Linked DNA regions of Homo sapiens: region 1 is linked to region 2. A link is an interaction called in ENCODE POLR2A ChIA-PET data of the cell type or tissue named here. Cell type or tissue: OCI-LY7. All regions are shown on one strand.

Region 1 (5,000 bases), 180 kb before region 2:
CTGGGATTACAGGCATTAGCCATTGCACCTGGCCTAATGTAGCTAACTTTAATAGTACCTAGGAATGCACTCCTTTGTGTTCACCAAGTACTTCGCTTGGTTTCAAGTACAAAATACTAAATAGAAACAGGTTTACCTCGATAAAATGGAATTTTCCAAAAGTTTATAATTTTAATTAATAAACTTTCTAGAAATGGAGAGGAAAACTCTTCTTGATTTTTAAAAGTAAAAATAAATACAAAATTGATATCTTTTTCATATTTCTTCTGTAGTTTATCTGATTTAAAAGACAGACACTGAATGGATTGTTTTCTAGTCTGTGGATAATCAAATATGGATTTACAACTGAACTATACCTCTTAAAACTGGATAGAAAGAAGCAGATGTGGAGTTCACAGTTTACTTCAGAACTGGAAAAAAGGCCAAACTTCATAATAATAAAATACTCTGAATAAAATATATTGTGATATTGTTAAGTTACCTGATAAGAGAAATTTTATGGAATAAAATATTTCCTTTTAAGGACTTTTTTAGATTGATTTAAAATCATATTAAATATTATAAAACATTTTAATCTTATGTAAAAATGGTTAGGTTTTTTATCCTGTGTTCCTATTTATTTTAGTTTTTCTGGTGTTTACCTATCTATAGCATGACATTTATATATTTTTATAAATGACATTCAGTAAAATGTACTCTGCCTTCAAAATTCAGACAACTACATGTCTTTTGGTTTTCATTAATATCCTCAAATCTTTGTAACCCAAGTGTTATGAAGACAATTGAACTTCTGTTCATAAACTCAGAGTGGAATTGCTGCTGTCATCCAAAACACATACCATAAGTAAAAGTCTGACAAGCTTAGCTTTGCTAATTGTGTCAGTGGTTGAAAGTGTTTAAGCTTTGAAGTCAGAAACCCTTTGCTGTAAGATTTGGGTCAATCTGCCTTACTTTTCTCAATGACAAGACAGGGGAAACAATTAGTGTAATACTTACCCCACTGTTTTGTTAATGAGGATTAAGTAAAAACAAAACAAGACATCTGCAAGCCAGTTCACAGTTGACCAAGGGTTTCCTGTGCATCCCATTTATCCTTTTCTGACTAGAAGGCTCAAATGACTTACCTATGGCACACAGCCATGAGCTAGCAAACGGAAATTTGAGCCTAGCTTTCTGGCCTCTAAGTCCAGTACTTTCTCTCCTAATTGACAAATAATAAATAAGGAGATGCTCTGAAATACAGAAAGTACTGTAGACACCAACAGTATTATATATACTTGGCCCAATTTGATTAAAAACAACTCAACAGCTTTTTTTTGTGACACTTGGATCTTGACGATCCAATCAGAGGACAATGATCACAGAAATACGAATTGGATTTCTTTTCTTGATAAAAAGATTGCTTGTCATTATTCAGCTTGTGTATCCTATTGAACGTACCTCAATGTGAAAAAGTCTACCTTTAAAACTGGGTGCCTATATAGCTACCTACTGGTGTGGTAATGGCTACACATATATTTTTCAGCATTTCAAATATATGCATTGCTTCAGAGTGAATTATGAAGTGAAATTCCATTTATTGTTTCTTATTTTTCCATTGGCACCCCCATATTCTTAAAGACAGGTTTCACTATGTAAAAGGTAGGAGATTTTCTGGGTGGGAAAGGTGCCTGGTCCTCCCTAGGTGCCAAGAGCAGTAGTCATTGGTGGGGAGGGAAGGGAAAGTGCTCAGGGGCCTCTGTGGACGCAGTTTTCCAGGGCTAAGATAATTAGTTGCCTAGAATACTTTTGAGAAATTACTCCTCCTTTTTGGGAGCTGTAGGAAAATTCAATAAATGGAATTTCATTGCTATGGATGAAGAAGTCAGACAAACTTTTACATTTCCAGTTGCTAGTCATTTTCAATCTCAAATAGCAACATTTTCAATCTATCAATACTCGTTGATCACCAATTATATGCAAGAATCTGTACCCTAATTTTTCATATCTATAATTAAATCGCATATAATGAGTTTCTATTTTGAAAGTTGAATGTATAGCCTTAAGTTTAAGGCTATAAGATCAGTTCAGAATCATCAGGTTTTACAATTTCATACAAAAGCAAAAAACGGGAAGAAAGAAAATTCTTAATTTCTTTAACATGATTTCTGAGATCATCATATTTAAAGCAACAACATAAGGGTTCAAAGTATATCCCCCAACTATGATTTCAACCAATACAAGTGAAATCACAAGTGAAATCTACCATAGGATATTTTCTACATTGAGAAAGTTCATTCTGGCTCAACCGCGGTGCAAATCGCCAGCCTCTCCACCCTAAATATCTCCCCGTAGCTCAAAAGGCACAGAAGAATAGCTGAAATTGTAATGGAACTGACCTATGCACACATTCTCATCGTCCAGTTGTGCAGAAGCATTTCTGAAGTAGCCCAGCCTGCATAACTCACAGTGCTGCCCTCTAGTGTTGTGTTTACAGCTCACGCAAATGACTGTATTTAGCAGATCGATATAACTGCATCGATTGGAGTGGCCGAAGCATTCACAATCTTGCAAGGAAGAACAGAAATGTATACAGAGTGTATACAGTAGCAGAGTAATAGCATACTACATGCTTGGGTAAAATGAGGGATGGAGAAAAGACGGTGGAATGGCATTACATATATGTGATTCAACACAACACATGGTGGCAACAGGTGGTTGTGACTGGCACGGAAATAGCATCTGTTTCAAGCAGGATAGAAAGGTCGGACATTCGGAACAAGACTGAAGATTGTTAATTCTTGGCAGACAAAATGAACAGAAGCATTTGCAGGTGTACACCTTTTAAAATTTGGGAAGCCTCAGTTTCTAGTGATGAAAAAGTCTATTATTTTTATTTTTTGCAGATGGAGAATTTTAGTGTCTTTGCACCATTTCCCTTGTTTTCATCTTTTCAGCCTTAAAAAAAGTGAGAGGGGACTGTGTGAGCATTGAGAGTCTAAGTACCATCACCATGGCTCCTTTAGCTCTCTGACATCATGCCAAGACAGCAACTCAGTCGGGGTTTCATATACATCATGGCAAATTTAATAGAGTTCTAGACAACTAAACAATTCTTTATTTTTGTTTTTCCCCAATGCTAAGAGAAGATGGCTTTCTTAAGCCTTTCTTCAGACCAAATCTGTATGTATATGTGTGAGAGAAGACAAAAAAAGCAGGGAGATAATTTGTGCGAAAAGGTGCTTTTAAGATTCCCTCCTTTTCTCTTAAGTTTCAAGAATAGTTTGCTACAAAAGAAGAATTAGGTAGCTACTGTAACCCCACCTTTCTTTTCCTTGGTTTCTCTGAAATGTTAGAGGTGTCTCTGAGGCTTAGGAGTGATGGTGGTAATGACTAGACAGGGAGATGAAGAAGAGCATGAGAGTAGTTGGGGAAGGGTGGAGGGTGACTAGATTTCTTCTTTCTTGCATCTCAACTAGAGAAAGAAGTTGTAAATCCAATTCAACCTTTTAAAAATAAATGATAATGACAAAGTCTCTGTTGGTAGAAATAATTATCACAAAAGTGTGAGTGGTAACTAGGTGGGGTATCTGTTTTGTCTTCATGGAATATGAGGGTAGGCCTAGTTGGACATTTATAAGGAAGGTCAGCCAGGATACTGCAAATTTTGTTTGTTTAAAAATATTTCTTGCATCAATATCTGTCTTGCTTTTATTTTATCCCACTAGAAAGCCAAGCACAGTCATTATTTGAACACATTCATTCATTCTTTCATTCATTCATTCAATAAATATTTTTATTGAGTTGGTCTACCTATGTGTCAGGAACTTGGCTAGGTGTTGAGTTACTATTTTGGCCTATATAAAATTTTTCAAATATTATATTTTGATGAGTAGAGTAAAAATGAGTAAGTGTTGTCAAGTAAATAATAATAAGAGGTGGCTAACTTTTAAACTTTTAAAAAAATTAATATGCTACCACTCATCAGAAAAGTTCATATTCATTTGTTAGAGAGCTAGTTACTACAATAGGAAGCTGATAACAAGGTCCTGATGGAATGAAATCAAATTTGGATAGAAGCAGAGGAGGATACTCAAATGGTGAAGAGTAGAAGATAACCAGAAACAGTGTCAGCAACTTCGGGACCCCAGTTGCTAAAAGAGAGGCAAGAAGAAAGGGGGGATGCTGAAGCCAAACCACTTCGTTTATTTGAGGTGAGCTGTATCACCATGTGTACGTGAACAGGGAGAGAAGGGTGAGTGTGAGGACAGGAAGAAGTCAGAGGGGAGGCGAGTATGGAGGAGAGGGAGAGTACTGGGAGAAGGTGGCATTGAGACTCCAATGTAGGAGACAGTGTAAGGAAATATCCATATAAATTTAGTAGTAAAGGCATGCCAAGTGAATAATAATACTACCACCAATAATCATAGAGTTACAGATTACTAAATTAAAATCTCTTGTAAAACAACAAGCATTTCCCACCAATCCTCTGTACCGCTCAGAGTTACGCCTTGTTTATACTGGCATTACTGACTTCTGAGGGAGTCAGAAAAGCTTCTAGAGCCTTCTATGTTTGAGAGTTTGAAATAAAGACAATCTTTCAGGACTAGAGCCTTTTGAGAGCAGTGGTTGAAGGAAGGAAACCCAATTCTCAAACCTAATTGCTTCCCAAGGACTTTTTGAGAACTGCCTGGAATTCCTGAGGAGGGCCAATAACAGCCCTGCCCCTGGGTCGCCTCCTCTGGAAGAGGTCTCTTATTGGCTGTTCTTCTTCATGTTCCCTAACCCGGGTTGGTTCTTGGTACATCTAATTTAATTAATAGAGCTTTGTTCAAAAGCATCTTTTATGTGCAAAAATTCATCTAGGAGCTTTCTACAGCTACATATAAGCTTGTGGCCTGGAAGCTTATTTAGTAAATAAGAAAACATATGCTCAGATAACCAGAAAAAAATAGTATGTGCAGAGAAAAAACAGTGACATAAAGCAATCTAAGTAGAAGGAGAACTTCATTTAACAGGAG
Region 2 (5,000 bases):
TTAGTACCTGCTCTTCTCCCATGTAAGCCCAGTGCATCTGTTGGTGAAAACATGTGATGCAGAAAAATACAATAGAAAAATGCATATTATGGTAACATTTCCCAAAATATATCTCATAAAGTGTTAGTCCCATAGTTTTTATTTTACAGGAAGGGTCTTTGTAGTCATGCAAATTTGTAAAACTCTGAGTCAAACGATGTGAAGTAAGCTCATTTTCTCAGGAATTGTGAAGTCCTTAACATGCTAATATACAGTGTGGATTATTAAGAGAAAGAGATTTTATGTAGTTCTCTGAAAACTCATATGAACACAGAACCCATTTTTAGGGTAGTCTCATCACAATAACACATTTGGGGAACTTCTAGGAAACAATGCAAATAATAGTGTCTTAGACATAATGTCCAAATACACATATAGTTACCCAAACTAACTTTTTTTTTTTTTTTTTTTGAGACGGAGTTTCACTCTTGTTGCCCAGGCTGGAGTGCAATGGCGCCATCTCGGCTCACAGCAACCTCCGCACCCCAGGTTCAAGCAATTCTCCTGCCTCAGCCTCCAGAGTAGCTGGGATTACAGGCATGCGCCACTACGCCCAGCTAATTTTGCATTTTTAGTAGAGATGGGGTTTCTCCATGTTGAGGCTGGTCTCGAACTCATGACCTCAGGTGATCCGCCCATCTGAGCCTCCCAAAGTGCTGGGATTACAGGTGTGAGCCACCGTGCCCGGCCTTACCCAAACTAACTTTTAAATTATTATTATTATTATTATTATTGAGATAGAGTCTCACTCTTGTCACCCAGGTTAGAGTGCAGTGGTGTGATCTCGGCTTACTGCAACCCCCACCTCCCGGGTTCAAGTGATTCTCCTGCCTCAGCCTCCCAAGAAGCTGAGATTACAGGCGCCTGCACCATGCCCAGCTAATTTTTTTTTTTTTTTTGTACTTTTAGTAGAGACAGAGTTTCACCATGTTGGCTGGGCTGGTCTTGAACTCCTGACCTCAGATGATCCGCCTGTCTTGGCCTCCAAAAGTTCTGGGATTATAGGCATGAGCCACCACCCCCGGCCTAACTTTTACATTTCAATCAATAATAATAAACCTCTGATGAAGTAAACCACCAACATTCTTAAGGATTTATAAGCCAGATATACATACAAGTATACCTGTGCCCATTCATGAAAGAATGATGTGAAATTCAGTACTTTGGGAATAAAGAACAGTCTTGCATTTTCACCACCCTCCTGGATTTGGGATGTGACCAGAATAAGAAAGTTGTATAGTAACCGACAGGTTAATAAAATCGCTTATATTGTGATCGTCATTATAGATTCAGTGAACTCTACTTGGTGGCCAAAAGCAATGAAAAATGCTTGTCTTAAATCACAGAAGACCTGAGGACAAGTGGGTAGTGAAAGTACGCTAGGTAATCTTAGTTCCTTAGTAAGATTAACTCCTTGTTACCTCTCATGTCTGTTGAGCACCAAATTTGTAAAGGCAGCTACAAATCCCAGACTTTCCTAAACCAAAAACTGGCTTCACCACCTGCTACTCCCTCTAGAAATTGGAGAAGACATCGTATTACATAGGTGAACCCAATAGCATTGTGACATGATGCTGCCACTGCCATCATCGAAGTGATCATGAATGAATCCTCACCATTCTCATTCAGGAGTCAAGACCCCAAACAGAATGATCTGGTTAACAAAGGCAAGGTCACAGGACTGAGCCCCAGCTGCCAAGAGGCCTGAAAACTTTCATTTCTCTTTCTTAACTTCTGACTTGGAGACAAGGTACCTTATTACAATAATAGTATACACAGTGGCATTTTCCATTTAAATAGAATGGCATGTTGGCAGTAGGATTGCTAAAAAATAAAAGAAAAAAAGAAAAAAGTCTACTACCGTGGCAAGGGATCATTTTGAATGACCACTCCTAGTTCTATGGGAACTCTACAACTATCTAAATGAAGGAACAACTGTAGTTGGTGAGTCTGAGCCTCTCCATCCACTTTTCACCTCATCTGTGCAGCACCAGACTGACTTCACTGCACTGGCTTCACTTGAAAAGGTGGGTGTCAGACACATATTAACTGAGCAGAGAACCACAAAGCTTCTCAAGGTCTGGATAGCTGATGGAGCCCACAGCTGAGATTTGCTTCACTTGACATTGATATTGGTTTTTTGTTTTTGTTTTTTATAAGATAACTCATTTGTTAGGAGTAAATGAGATCTTCTCCTTTATGTGGCAAATGGTTGGCATTACAAGTTTGACATTCAGGAACCCGACAAAGAAAAGCTGATCATGTTATCTGGAGGGGAGGGAAAAGGTCAAGTTCTAAGATTGGGACCCAAACTCACAGTATTAAGGCAAAAATTGAAGAGAAGGTCCATGTTTTCGAGCATAGGTCTGTCAAGAATTCACTAACACACACTGAAAGACGTTATTATACTCACTTTACAGAAGAAGAATCAGAGTCTTAAGTATTTTAAGTAACTTGTATGACTTTGCATGATACAGCTCATCAGTAGTAGAGAAACTTGGCCTATCTAACTCCAAGCTCTGTGCTAGCCATTACATGATCTTCTTAGCTTGTTTCTCTCCTTTTCATCACTCTGTAGCCTCATTTTAAACTTACGACTGAAAGAGATAGAAACACAAAGAAAAGACCAGCTAATTAAGTAATGATTATTTCTAAGCAAGATTGAGGGTGCTGTTGTGGCATGATTAATGGTGCGACAAGTCCCACTTAGTATTCAGGAAATGACCAATTGCATGAGTGCAGACACAAAGTCTCAGAAGGTTACAACTATTCTTATGGAGAATTACCCTTTCGGCTTCTTCCACCAGAGCCTCACAGTGGTCTCCTCAAATGTACTTTAGTGAAAAATCAAGTAGGAAGACAGCCTCATCTCCGAATCCGCTGGGTTTCTAGGGTGACAGCCACATCAATAAAGCCACAGAGAAGTGGCAGATAATGTGACATGTCTTTATAGGAATAACCCGATGCCTGGCTGATAGCTGTAGTTCTCACCAAGAAAGGAAGCGTACGATGGCTATTACAATTTACATATGGGTGTTGTATATCATGAAAAATTAGATTTACTATATAAATAAATTTAACCTCTGTTATAAACAGGATCTTGGATTTTATGTGTGATTCACTGAAAAGCTCCTTTAAGTAGTCAGTTTTCCTATTATATTTACATTTTTTATAACTTACTATACAGGGGCTCTGAGATTGCAAAATTTAAGATTTCAGCATTAGTAGCTACCGCAATAAAAAATTAAGCATAGGTAAAACACATTTTTAAAATTATAATGTATATATTATATTACAGGAAATAGGAGTAGATGAGAAAAATCAAATGGAAACCCAGCCACTCACGATTATGACTACTACATCAATTGAGGTTTAAAGGTATTTCCCCATTGTAAAACAGGGATTAATATATTTATAATAGTATCATTTAAAAACAGTTGCATTTAAGCTTTCCTTTCCCACAAGGACATTTTTTTTTTTTTTTTGCTTAAACAAGGAGAATAAAACTCTCATATTGACTTTATATTGTATAGCCTACTACTAATAATTAAATAAACTCAAGCCTGTAATCCCAGCACTTTTGGAGGCCGAGGTGGGCACATCATAAGGTCAGGAGATCGAGACTATTCTGGCTAACACGGTGAAACCCCGTCTCTATTAAAAATACAAAAATAATTAGCCAGGCGTGGTGGCAGGTGCCTGTAGTCCCAGCTACTCAGGAGGCTGAGGCAGGAGAATGGCATGAACCCAGGAGGCGGAGCTTGCAGTGAGCGGAGATCACACCACTGTACTCCAGCCTGGGCAACAGAGCAAGACTCTGTCTCCAAAACAAAACAAAACAAAAATAATAATTAAATAAAATCTCCTATAGCAACAAATGTTTTTAAACTACTAATCTAGGGATGTAAAATTTACAGCTGATATATATGAAATAAATTTTGTTTTAATAAGAGAATTACAAGGATACATATCATTTATTGACCACCTAGTATGTTTCTGGCTTTAAATGAGGCTGTTTATTCATTATAACATGTAATAGAACAATTTTTGGGATAGGTATTACTTCCATTTAATAGATGAGAAAATAGTGACTTAGTATTAACACCTAATTAAAAAGCGCATGGGTGATAATACGCAGCAAGCCATTCAAACCTTGATGTGTTTCTGTGACTCTTAATCCCTACGCATTTGCTTTTCACCCTTGGCTACATAAAACAACTGCAATGAAAGTATTTTCCTAGATTAACGTTCTGTAAATCATTCAAATAAGTAGCATCAAATTAGACTAAGAAAACAGTATTGATTACAAACAATAGTAAAAGCAAGACAATAAATATGAATAAAAAGAAATATACATAAATGGAGAAAAGCAAATTAAACTTGAAAAATCATTTCAATTTAAAAACTAAGCAGTGGTGGCAAGAGCAGAGATTCTTTTTTCTTATAATAGCCAAATAGGCTGATGGCTCATTTCTTTGTACAGCAACATTCTGATTTTTCTCCTGAAGCTGGAAATGCCTATTTACCAGAATGAGAAAAATACTTACACTTACGTAAACTGCAGTGGTAAATTATGCATGCTCAATTAATCCACAAGTATAGCCCTGGGTTTGCTCAAGGTTTTTCAAGCATAAGATGCAGGTGCCATGCTGATAATTTATCAACCACTGGATTTTTAGTCATCTATTCAGATTAGCCTGATAGTGTATGAAGTGTTTATTGTTTAAAAGGAATTTGCCTGGATAAATTCCTGCCGCTGTCCCTCCCCCACCACATCATTCATTATTGAGCTCTATAGATGTGAAAGATGAACACTTATGGGTCTTTTTTTGATACAGTTCCGAGAAAGTTCTGTTAGCTAACAAATCCAGCCCACAATAAATCTTCTTTATTTACTGCTCACCTGGCTATGGCTCTATCAGTATCAGCAGGAGAAAAGATAAAATCTTATCAGTGAACTG

What was found. Peaks named below come from ENCODE experiments on the same cell type or tissue, not always from the same donor. Only the 100,000 strongest peaks of a DNase experiment are listed, where the experiment ranks them.
Region 1: POLR2A ChIA-PET joins it to region 2 with 5 read pairs; 2 of 35 experiments call an interaction of 5 or more read pairs at or near these places.

The regions. Positions count from the first base shown.
Region 1 is chr1:107,428,296-107,433,295 of GRCh38, reverse strand. It overlaps NTNG1 (netrin G1), which reads right to left. Exons shown (of 8, transcript NM_001113226.3): 6 at 2,379-2,546. Among named protein-coding and RNA genes, the nearest start is that of NTNG1, 290 kb to the right of the region's middle. RefSeq lists an enhancer at 587-1,443. In OCI-LY7, CTCF peaks have their summits at 2,253 and 2,464 (motif pointing left); a DNase peak (open chromatin) is centred at 2,435; H3K27ac peaks cover 337 bases.
Region 2 is chr1:107,244,933-107,249,932 of GRCh38, reverse strand. All of the region lies in intron 2 of NTNG1 (netrin G1), which reads right to left. Among named protein-coding and RNA genes, the nearest start is that of NTNG1, 110 kb to the right of the region's middle. In OCI-LY7, no CTCF peak of the experiment used is centred here; DNase peaks (open chromatin) are centred at 1,722 and 2,762; H3K4me3 peaks cover 1,259 bases; H3K27ac peaks cover 2,456 bases.